Linked DNA regions of Homo sapiens: region 2 is linked to region 1. A link is a contact called in ENCODE Hi-C or POLR2A ChIA-PET data. All regions are on one chromosome and are shown on one strand. Each heading gives the region's core, a stretch centred on a gene start or an enhancer-like site at or near the end of the contact. The rest is flanking DNA. Distances are from core to core; before and after follow the strand shown. Region 1 has its middle 150 kb from the start of LINC02587. Region 2 holds the start of MEOX2 (mesenchyme homeobox 2).

Evidence for each region. A loop is a pair of places that touch in the nucleus more often than their neighbours do. ChIA-PET counts read pairs that join two places held with the same protein, here RNA polymerase II (POLR2A). Pooled maps may share reads with other maps.
Region 2: a map of heart left ventricle shows a loop between it and region 1 (8-fold over the local background). The contact joins the promoter of MEOX2 here to the enhancer-like site in region 1. A Hi-C loop is called at or near these places in 11 of 168 maps with a recorded cell type or tissue (Right ventricle myocardium inferior, cardiac septum, endothelial cell of umbilical vein and 3 more) and 12 of 50 pooled maps. POLR2A ChIA-PET finds 5 or more read pairs at or near these places in 1 of 52 experiments (H1).

What each region holds. Positions count from the first base shown.
Region 1 is chr7:15,838,108-15,843,542 of GRCh38, forward strand. No RefSeq gene overlaps it. Among named protein-coding and RNA genes, the nearest start is that of LINC02587, 150 kb to the left of the region's middle. Within about 2 kb of position 1,410, at least 13 of the 41 ENCODE cell types and tissues checked have a DNase peak (open chromatin) inside an H3K27ac peak, as active enhancers do; they include endothelial cell of umbilical vein, heart left ventricle and heart right ventricle, where a contact is called at or near this core.
Region 2 is chr7:15,685,275-15,691,139 of GRCh38, forward strand. MEOX2 (mesenchyme homeobox 2) reads right to left here and starts at 1,409. Exons shown (of 3, transcript NM_005924.5): 1 at 612-1,409. The coding sequence starts at 1,128. It overlaps LINC02587 (long intergenic non-protein coding RNA 2587), which reads left to right and starts at 3,104. Exons shown (of 2, transcript NR_110094.1): 1 at 3,104-3,178. RefSeq lists an enhancer at 1-605.

The DNA.
Region 1 (5,435 bases), core at 160-2,659:
GCTTAGGAAATCAATGCAACTTTTTAAAACCCCTGGGCTTCAACAACTTAGCAATAAACTACATGACATCAGTTGTTCAGATTCCTCAAATATATATATTTTCAAATAGCATTGTCTCCATGCAAACTGGAATCAGTTGTACTATAGCAAAAGAAGCCTGTAGTCTGGGAGACAAAAGGTGCTGTGTAAACAGCATGCCTCCTTTTTCTGGACCCTTCGATTTGGCTGAATTTGATACACCTGATGTGAAAATGATTGTGATATAGCTAGTGAGCTGATGTCGACAGGCTCTAATTTGCCCAATAGGCCTTCTTTTTCCTCAAATACATATTTAGAGTCAATGACAATTAAATCTAGAGATGGAAACTTTGGCTTTTGGCCTGGGCTCTCACTTGAATGTGTTGGCCAATATTTCTATTGAGTGTTTTATGATGTGGTTGATCAAATTGTGGGGTATGACTACAGGCCCTACCACTGATTCTGAAACTGGCAAGCTGAGAGTCACCTGAAGTTAGCTATCAGAGTCAGATAAACTGAAATTTAAGAATGCATGGAGGAAGACTGGTTATCAAAGAAATAATACTTAATTCTAGAATCTAGATTTCATGGGGTTTAATATGCCTCCCAAGAAGTTTTATGATTTGGAAACCTGCATGAACTAAATACATATCACAAAATCCCTTACTTGGAATATAAGTAAAGACATTCCATTTTTATTCCTAGGAAATAAAAGTCATCCCACTTCCTCTAAAGGTATTATTTCAGTTCAGATGCTTCTGACTGCAAGTAACAGATTTTCAAAACAAAAGTGGCTTTTAAAAAGAAAATTATCAATATGGCTCACATAAGAAATTCAGAGGTTTTCCTTTCCAGGTGGGTTAATTGAGCAACTCAAGTTTGCAGGGTCCTGGATCAGCACCTCTGCCATTTTCTTTCCCTCACAATTGCGAGGTATTTATAAAATTTATACCACCAGGGGAAAAACTATGAGAAAAACAAAATATTCAAAATGTGATTTTTTTAAAAAAATGGAGAGAACACTATTAATACTATATTTGATGTGCTAAAATAATTTTAATTATTTTCGAATTCAAACCTGCTTTCTCTCACTTGAAATTGTTGCATAACTCAAAAGCACTATTATAATTCAACCCAAATGGTACGGTACTTCAATGAGCTGGTGAAATTGATTCAGGACATTAAAGAGATGTCGGCAAAGTTATAAATCGCTACTCTAATCGGGAGTGAAGAGGTTAATTCAAGATTCCACTAAAAACAGACTGGCAGAAATGTTTCCAGGGACATGCGTATTTTTTTTTTCTTTTCTCTCTCTCTCTTTTTTTTACTCAGTAGGGGTTTGGAGAAGAGGTTTGGAAGGGAAGGAGAGGGCTGGTTCCAGGCCCCTTGCATTCCCCAGAGCCCCGTTAAGGAAGGGGGAGGGCTTCCTGCCCAGGCAGCCATCTGTAACATTCTATGAACAGCAGGAACCCGCGCTGCTCCAGTCCGTAAACCCGGGTGAGGATTCTGTCTGCATTCAAAGAAAAAACCAGAGGAGTTTTCCCTCTTATTTCTGCGTTCTATCTTTTTTTTCCCCACTATTATCTCTTGCGGGTGAGCAATGTAGTTGGGAGTCTCGGAAGTTGCTTGTATAAACAAACTATCATCTCAACGATATCAGAACAGTACTATTGAGAACTGGCCCAACTGGTACCAAAATGCCGGGCCTGCCTTCTGGAATGTGCTGGCAGCAAGCTGGGAATGTCATCATCCCCGCTAATGTCACACCGTGGAACGCTTTCTGGGATCAGTGGACGTGTGTCTGATGTTCCCTTAAGTTAACTGCTTTCTAGGCTTGACTCAATTAGAGCTGGCTTTTTGGAAAGTGGTGTCATTTAAAACCTATTTTATGAAAGTTATTTTTGTGCCTATAATTTTGGGGCTCACACGTCTGTTATTTCCTCCAGTTCTTGGCTTGCACAATATGCTGCCTATGGAAAGTAGTAAAGAGTGACAATGGAAAAAATAACAAGCACTTGTTTTTTTTACTTCCAACATCTGGAGAAAACACATTTAAGGAAATGTTAACAAATAGGTACAGGGATTGATAACATTAAAAAATATATATACTTCCTTATAGAGGGAAAAACAATCAGAATAGATAGAATCTTTTAGATCAATTTTACACAAAGAATACCAAAAAATTTAACAACAAAAATGATCTCATTCAAGAGGATTCAGTTCACATCCTTTCCTAGGGTCAACCAAATGACTAATGTCAAATCCCCAAAGCACATAGGTAAAAAAATCTTTTCTCCAAAAAGAACAAAGACATAGAATTTCAATTTCGAAAAATTTCCTATTTTCTACTTTTCAATAAAGTTTTACTGTTACATTTAACTTCCCAGCAGCACAGTAGAGAAGTAAACACATTCTCATGTAGAATATGAAACTTAAAAATAAAAAAGAAAAATTCAAGAAGCAATTCAATGCAGAGATAAATATTAGAACGAACAATGCAGCAATAGTTTTATTGGAAAAAAAAGCACAAATGTGAATGTACTCTGTTCTTACACACCGAAATAACTTAAAGACAAAATATGCTTCAAGGGAAAATAAATCATAATGAATACCTACTACTGTATTACCAAAAGAGTGGTGGATACATTTCAGCCCAGTTTTTCTACTTTCATTTACTCACATTTTTATACCTTAAAGTAAGCATTGGTAAATATTCCACACGGGCCTAAGTTTTTTCCTTTTTTAACTCAGTTTTACACTATCAGTATAGGCTAATTTATAAAGTCATTGCATCAAAATTTGAAGACACGAAGTACCAAATATAGTTTTTTTTCCTGGAATTTCTCAGTGTTCAGATGAGAAAAAAATCCAAGCCAGTATTTGGAAATAAATAAAAAATCTTGATAAAATACTTTAAGAAACATATCAAAAATTGAAAAATCAGGTTTGTAGAAAGTTTTAAAGTTTTAGAAAATAAATGGATTGTTCCCAGGTGCATGGGGATGTGGCCAGTGCTTATGGCCACGTAAGTGCTCTTGATGGAGTATGGGGGAGATACTTCCTGAGGTGACATTAATTTTCTTCTTGTATCCAGTCATCTTGGTGTCATGTTTGAGGTCAAGAATAGAGTTAACATCTCAGAAACTTCATTTCATTTTAATCTTGCAAAAGCAAAGGCAGTGCCATCAACAGGATCAAATACTTCCATATAATACCAGAAGAGCAAATTGTTAATTTACAATAACAAATAATTATTGTAAAAAGCAAGTTGCTCTCATCCACACAGCCAGCCTCTTCCTTACCTGCAGTCAAGTCACAAAGGAAACCAAATTATATTTCAACCAGTTTATTATTTTGCTGTGAGAACTTACTGTCCATGATGAGAATGGTCCAAATTCTATGACCCACATGATTTCTCCATGAGGGTACATATTCTTTCTTTAAACAACTTAATACATTGAAGAATGTTACAGTCCAGATAGGAGGGTCTGGGATCCATTTTGACTTTTTAAGGAAAATGTAAATATGTTAGATGATGTAGAATTCTAAAGCAAAAGTATCAGCAAACAATTTTATCCTTCATTGTTTACATTTTCTCAGGTGTTTTTTGTTTTACTTAATTGCTAAGTATTGACAGCAGAGTTTACTATATATATTGACTTTTTTCAATGACTGTTCAAGAGAAATGGTTATTGTGACAAACTCCAAATTAATGGAAGGAAGCCTCCATTTTGGAGGCTTGAAATTTATTACGGGATGTCTAAACTCAGTTAACCACATTAAACTGCCAATCTGGTTAATCTACAAAACTCTAGGTAAGAAAATTACCTCTATTTTTCTGGTAAGAAAATTCAACTTAGATAAGATTTTCTAGTCATTCGCCTGGTAAAGACAGAGAAGGCATTTGAATTAGACCTCTCTGACTGCTCAGTACGACCACCTGACTCTTCTCTATGTTGATTTATATTTCACTAAATAAAAATAATGCCTCCTAAATTAGAGATAAATAGAGAATAGGAACTATGGCATATGACTTACACATTCCCAGAAACTAGCACAGTGAAACAAATATCAAACACCCAGTATTTTCTGAAAGAAAGAAAGAAAAAATAAATGAATGAATGAATGGTATAAACTCAACAACATGTTCAACTGCTGCTTTGGAAAGCTGTAGGCTGAATATCAAATAAACTGACTTGTATTTCATTAAGCTGTTTCTTTTAAATTTATACTGATCATTTAAAATATATACACTTGTACTATTAAAATTCATACTCACAACTTCGGAATTTTCTTTTTATTTAGCTCTTTTTTCTTTGAATTGTCAAATGGAAGGGAAAAGGGTTTCATATCTACACAATAAAAAAATATATAATCAGAGAAAAATACATTGGTCCACACATATAAATTCCTTTTTGAACCCTATTCAACATTGCCCCCTCTCCCAATATTTGGTTTGTTACTTTAATATAATTTATAATCACCCAATTGTTCTTTTTATTCTGAAGGAGAACATAGTGATCTGTGGATGCTGGTAAATTACTTAAGTGAATCTAACATCTTTCAAGTTGAAATAACCTCTTTGATCCCAGAGATGCCTGAAAGGCCCATTCTTAGACATCATAGGAAATATTGCTGCGAAGCCTTAAGAAAATCAAGAATTATAAGAAAATTCAGGTTTAAAAAAAAAACAATATCACCAGTACCACCATAGTATGAATTATTCGTTAGCAACAAAATGTAATTTATTAACACTTAGGCATAAAGAGACAGCAGCAGCTAATTAGCATTGTTTCCTGTCCCACACTCTATGGATTCTACAAATTGATTTGTGAATTCTAGCCTCTGATCAAAGATGTATCTGTGGGCCATATGTTTATTTAGTCAGCAATCAATTAAAATATGTATTTTTAAAAAAATTTATTTAGCAAATATTATTGATCACACACTCTAGACTAGCCCTGAGTAGAAGAAATACAATAAATATGGTTGACATGGATATATTGAAATGTGTGTTTCTCTAAAGAAACAACTCTTAAATAGAAATAATTACTGTATATTATACATTTTTCTTTTAAAAGTGTATATAACTTAAATTTCCAAGATTGAATTAGAATGGCTAAAATATAGCCCTATAATTGATTGGAAAAGTTTTAACCATCATATCTTTCTATTAGAGTTTACAAAGAGTGGTGATCAAATTCATACATTTATGGTTAAATAGATCTTTCATGATTTTTGTTTTTATCCTGTTTAATAAGGTCAAGAATGATGTACTGCATACTATTATTTCTCTTATGCCTAATTTTATCTTTTGTGGCCAATTATCAACACTCAAATATTTAAGAATTCAACTCGCTGGGCGCGGTGGCTCACGCCTGTAATCCCAGCACTTTGGGAGGCCGAGGCGGGCGGAT
Region 2 (5,865 bases), core at 159-2,658, 150 kb before region 1:
ATGTCTTCTTCCCCAATAAAGGGAAAATTTTACCATTTGAAATAGGGTGCTATTTAAAGAACGCTGAAATAAGAATGTTAAAAAAAAAAAACTGAAACTTTTTTTTCTCATGCGCTCTGCCAAGTTCCATTGCAAGTTCCAAACATTGTGCAATAATTTGGAAATCCAGTTAACGATGGGAAAAATCGAGCCACTCAGAGTCGGCAACTTGCAAGAGAAAAGTCAAGAAGCGGCACCCGCACGCACGCCTGCCCAACGGACGCTGCATCCCTGGGCGCACGCCCCTCCCTCCCCAGCGCTGGGATGGAAGGTCACGCTTCACAATCGATTTCACAGCCACTTGTCCTTTTTTATCAACCTTCTGGTAAACTAGTTTAGGACTTTGGAGGGCTTAGAGCTGCTGGCTGTATACGCATTGCTCTCGAATAAACACGTGTCCCCAAATATCAGGACCAAAGCTTCACCGCCGAATTTGGCCGCAGGAAGCCACAGAGGGCAACACATTCCCATCTTCCCTGCTGCCACCCTCCAGTGCGAGAATCTCCCCTAGTATCTCTCCGCCCCTTTTCCAGCCCGGCGCGCACTCTCGAGGGTGCCTGGCGCGCCCTTACCTGAGCTGTCGCTTTTCCTCTTGCCGCCGCTTCGCTTCTCCGCCTCCGCAGGTGACAGTGCCTGGCGGCCGTAGTCCCCCGGCGCGCACGCGGCCCCAGTCGGGGTGCTGGAGCCCAAGCTGGAAGAGTTGGAGCACAGGACGGGCGGGCTGCTCCCCAACTCTGGGGGCCCTCCAGAGTCGGGCTGGAGGCAGAGGCTGTGCCGAGCCGCACTCGGTGGGGAAGACATCTGCGGGAGGTGCCAGTTGGTTTGCAGAGCCTGGTGCTGCTGCTGCTGATGGTGGTGATGGTGGTGGTGGTGGTGGTGGTGGTGGTGCCCCCTGTGATGCTGGCTGGCAAACATGCCCTCTTCGTTGGGGTATCCCGCGATTATGCAAGATGAGGAAGAAGTAGAGAGCTCGGGGTAAGACATATGGTCAGATCTTCCATGGAGGGCGAGAGAGGATTGGGAGAACGGGTGCAAGCCTTGCGCCGTGGCGTGAGGGCTGCGCAGGCAGCCAAAGAGCGGGTGTTCCATAGCATGCAAGTTTCGGGTTCCAGGCAGAAGACTTCACGGCGGTTCCAAAGGCCACCACCCTCTGTCACTTTTTCACTGGAAACCGTGTGATTTTTTTTTTAACCTCCCAAAGCAATAGCGGTGCACTTCTGCAGAGCTCGGATAATCCCGGTCCTGAGCCCCAGCGGCCAGTCTCCTTTACATATGAACAGTCGGACCTGGAAGAGCTTCCCTGAGCTACTCAGATGTCAAGAGTGGGAGAGGTTGAAGCCAAAAGAAGGTGGTCCCAGAGAACTGCTTTCAGGGGGAAATGGCTCTGAGAAGTTATAAATAGAGTGTAACGTGAGCTGGGGGCTGGCTTAGGAGCCCAGAGTTGACCACATGCAAACTCCCTCCAAAACTCCCGCTCAGCCTGCGCCACGCGCTCCCAGTTCCACTTCCTATCTCCTGCTGGACGGACGTAGAGCGTCCACGCCCGCCCAGCACTGCCGGCTGCCAGGACTACAAGCGGCACGCCAACGTCTAAGTCCCGCCCGGGAGGGCAGCAGCTCTGCCCTCCAGACTCTGGAGGCCTGGGCGCGGCGCACACCACCCCCAACCTAGCACCCTGATTCCTACCTACTCACTTTCCTCTCGGGGAAACGTGACTTGTCAGTGTCATTTGGGAACTGTCACCTGCAGAAAAGCTAGGGATACGCCTATCCTTTCAGGAACACGAAAGAAGTAATAGGGTTAAAGGAAAAGACCAGAGCTAGTTTGGCGCACCCTCGAAGTTTTTCAAACTTTGCATCTTCCCGTGCCCCGGGCGCCGCAGCGCGCCTAGGTTTTCGCAGCTGGTTTCTGTCGGTGGGTTGTTAATAGGCTGGGACGCCAGATCTGAGGTTGCGGGGATGAGCACCATGGCCTGGAAAAGGCGGTTCTCAGTGCAGAAAGAAGACGGACCTGGTTGGGTGGGTGGGAGGAAGGCGTGAGTCTGAAAGGGTTGCAGATGCCTGCTCCCTGGCATCCTCACGTGCGATGCCAGGTGGAGGCTCCCTTCCCCCTCTTTCCCGGTCCCGCTCAATTTCCTAGCCACTTGTCCACCAAGAAGAACTTTTCCTGGGTCAAGAATATTTCCAAGCGATTGTGTCCCGGTCATATGAGATGTGTAGATTGCACGCGCATTTCTAGCCTTTCCCCTCAGGAGCTAGCCCAGATCTCCTCGGTTTCCTCCAGAAATCCACTCTCTTCTGCTCAAAAATAAATCCGCTAATGCATTCCTTACCACCAGGGTTCCATTTACTGAGAATTCTTACATTTCGATAGCTCCCAAAATTCACTCACCGTGGGCACTTGGTTACAATTTTGCACCCCTGAAAATAAAATAGAAAACTCGCCTCTAGTAAGCATGCGAGAGCGAGGGCAGGGCTTTGAAGCTGCTACTTGCTTGGCGGGCGACAGGGTCCGCTGGGGGCAGAGTCGTTTACACACAAGTGAGTGGCGCTGTAATGAGCAGGAGGAACAGTCATGTCCCATCTGCGACCTGTCGCATCAGGAGAATATCTGTAGTCACCTATTCTGCCCGGGGCCCCAAATGCGCCACCAGCAGTGTCGCCCCGTTTTTTCATTGTCTCAGGTGTCCAGAGGATGATGACCAGGTCTTTGAAGTTGTTAGTGGGATTAATGGGTACAGCAAACTGGGCTAGACATCTGGTTTGAATTAGGAAAAAGCATTGATTAATCTTTGAGAGGTGTCCCCAAAGCAGAACCTTTCCCCTCCTCTTCCAGTCCCCTTGCTTAAGCCTCACTATCTTCTTTTCTTTTAAGTCACACTGCAGAATAGTGGCTTCGCAATAACATCCGTGTGAAAGATCGAATTGTTTTCTATTGCTCAGAGGTGGGGTGGAGTGGGGGTTGATCAGGAATTCTGAGATTTGTAAGCGCTGCTTTCTTTAACGGAAATTGAGCTCTATTTTGAGGGAAATTAGTTTTGCAGACTTCGTTTAAAAAAAAAAAAAAACTAAATCTTTTGTTCACCAGCTGCTCAGCTTTTCAGTCTGGGTCTGAGCTGAAACCTGCTGCAAGTCTGACGGTAAGACTTTCTTTGCCGATATTTTGGGAATCTAATATTGTTTTAGACTTCGAAAAGGGGTGTTGTTCAGGTTGCACGTTTCTAGGGGCTTTAAGCACTCGCAGGATGGCGTCCAGGACTTAGATCTTGAGAATATCTCTTCCTGCCACTCCCCACGCCCTTGGCTCTTTAAGAATAAAAAGAGGTGGGGGAGTTATAGTCCTCCAATATCGTCGGAATATTTTTTTGTATTTTCATTGTGTTTATGGTTTCAATATGTGCTCTGATATTAAAAGTTAAAGTACAAAGAGCAACACTAAACTTCCCCAACTCATGTAGCTTCTCTATGGATTCTGGGTGAAAGCATTAAAGGCTTTATTTAAAGTGAGATTTAGGCAACCACCTCAATAAACCTAACCAGAAATATTTACATAATATAATGCTGTCAACTAAAAGCATTGTGGAAAATGTCAGACAAGACAGACTAAAATTACTCATGATCTGCAGACATCAGTACAAAACATCCACAACGGTCCTTTTGGTTTGCATTACATTGGTTTAGAGGAAGCTAAGCAATTACTAAATGAATGGATTTGAATTTAACCAGTGTGTTGCAGGTAACCAGCAACAAGCACACACAAACCTTTCATCTCCCGAGGCTGCCACTTCTTCTTAAACCTGCCCAGTGACTGTGCTGGATTTTTTCTCACTCACTGTGTCAGATGTTAACAACCTGTCCAGAAGTTTCTCTACAACCTGCCCCAGTCAGTCAGCCTCTAGAACTGTGGGGCCAGAAACCTGGGAAGAAAAATTTAAGAAAGGTTAGAAAAGGAGGAAGTCATTCCAAAGGCATGCAATGAAAACAAAGCTAGCAAGAAAGGTCTTTTTAATTGAAGACACAGAACATTTAATATCAGCAAAAATTATGATGTCCAGTTTTCTTATAGAAAACAGAATATAAGGAAAATATTTGGAAGGAAAAAATGAAGGACTAAAAAGGACGTCTTGGTGAATTCCAGAATTAAATATAACTTTAATTTTCTCTGGATTTCTAAATATGTATTAATCATTACATAAAGATTTTTAAATTTTATTAGAATATTTGGAATAAGATAGAATATTGAATTTTATGTTCTAGGTTATAGAGAAATTTTTAAAATGTAGTAACAACGGGAAAAAAATCCCTAGCATTTCCTATAATAGCTACTTCAGTGTTCACATCCATAAAATCCAATATTGAAAAGATGCCTTTTTACCTAATGATATCAAGAAGAATGGTAAAAATTATAAAATTTATTATAAAATTTCTATATAACAATCATTTACAACTATGTATGATATAGTATTTATCCTACATTTATAATATACTTGAGTTTTCCTGAAGATAAGTTATATTAATGCCAACATTTCATGTAAGGTTTCAATATCAAGTAACACATTATAAAGAGGTTGATTCTGTGAAAAGGTAAGCTACTTAGCTCTTGCAGGGTCCACAGCTATAATTATTTTAAACGTAGGCTAGGTTCTTTAAACTTGATAAGTGTGTATATCTATTGTTTCCTCGGCTTAAATAAAATGACATTCAAGAGTAAAGGCAGAGATTTCTTTTTATTAGGACTATTTTATTTTAAGGGGACTAGAGCTCATATTAAGCAATACAACAAAATTGTATTTAAATTTTACTTTAAGATTCACAACGATTCTTTTAAAAGTTGCCATTCTTCTGCACACGTGTGACATGAGTTGTCATGGAACTTCAAATATTTAAAATTAAATAGGAAACTCTACTTTGAATTTTACCTAATAGATAAATTTTCCTTGGTAACATATACTCATAATATATGAACTAAAGGGTGGATAATTAAATTAATGTTGTAATTTGTTTCTGAAAACTTTATTGGGTATAGAAATATTATTTCTGCTATATTTTGCCAAAAAGTAGCAGTTATGTCCTTCAGTTGGTTCTTCTGAAATAAAGAATTTTGAAAATGTATCCAAATATGCTAAATACCCAATGGTAATTTATGTGATTTATGATGTACATTATTTTATAAAACTAAGGAACTGATTCTCCCCAGGAACTATGCATTATAAAGTTTATGGAACAATTTTGCTATGGCTAATGCATGTTATTTAGTGATTCTGTATACTTTTACACATTTTTAAAATGTTATTATTTTTATATAACATTAATTGGTACATTCACAGTAAAAATTGTTACATTCATTTTACATGTACCAAAAGAAATGAATACTTAAAACCTTACTTCTAAACTGTAAAACAATCCAACGTACTTTGTTTTTCTAGTTTCTAGGTCTTCCTGCATTTAAATTTATTTCTTTCAGGAATTAGTGTTTTTCTTCCATTCAATTCCGGTATAGTATAATCAATGAAATTGTTCTCAACGCTAAATATAACTCTGCCTAAAGCAATAAGAGAGGAAACAAAATATATCAAAATTAGAACTATTTAACGGATGATCTTTAGAAAGCCAGCATGCAATATAGATTATGACTAATAAAATTAAATCTAAAAGATTGAATTAAAAATTCAAAATATATGCATTCTTTCATAATATGTATTCACACTTAATAAAATTCTAATGATCTCTTGTCTTTCTTTTTCTTTTTTTATTTTGTGAGGCGTCTTATGATTGGGAAGACATAGATTGCCTCTCAAATTTCAAACACTTCCATCTGGACTTCCTT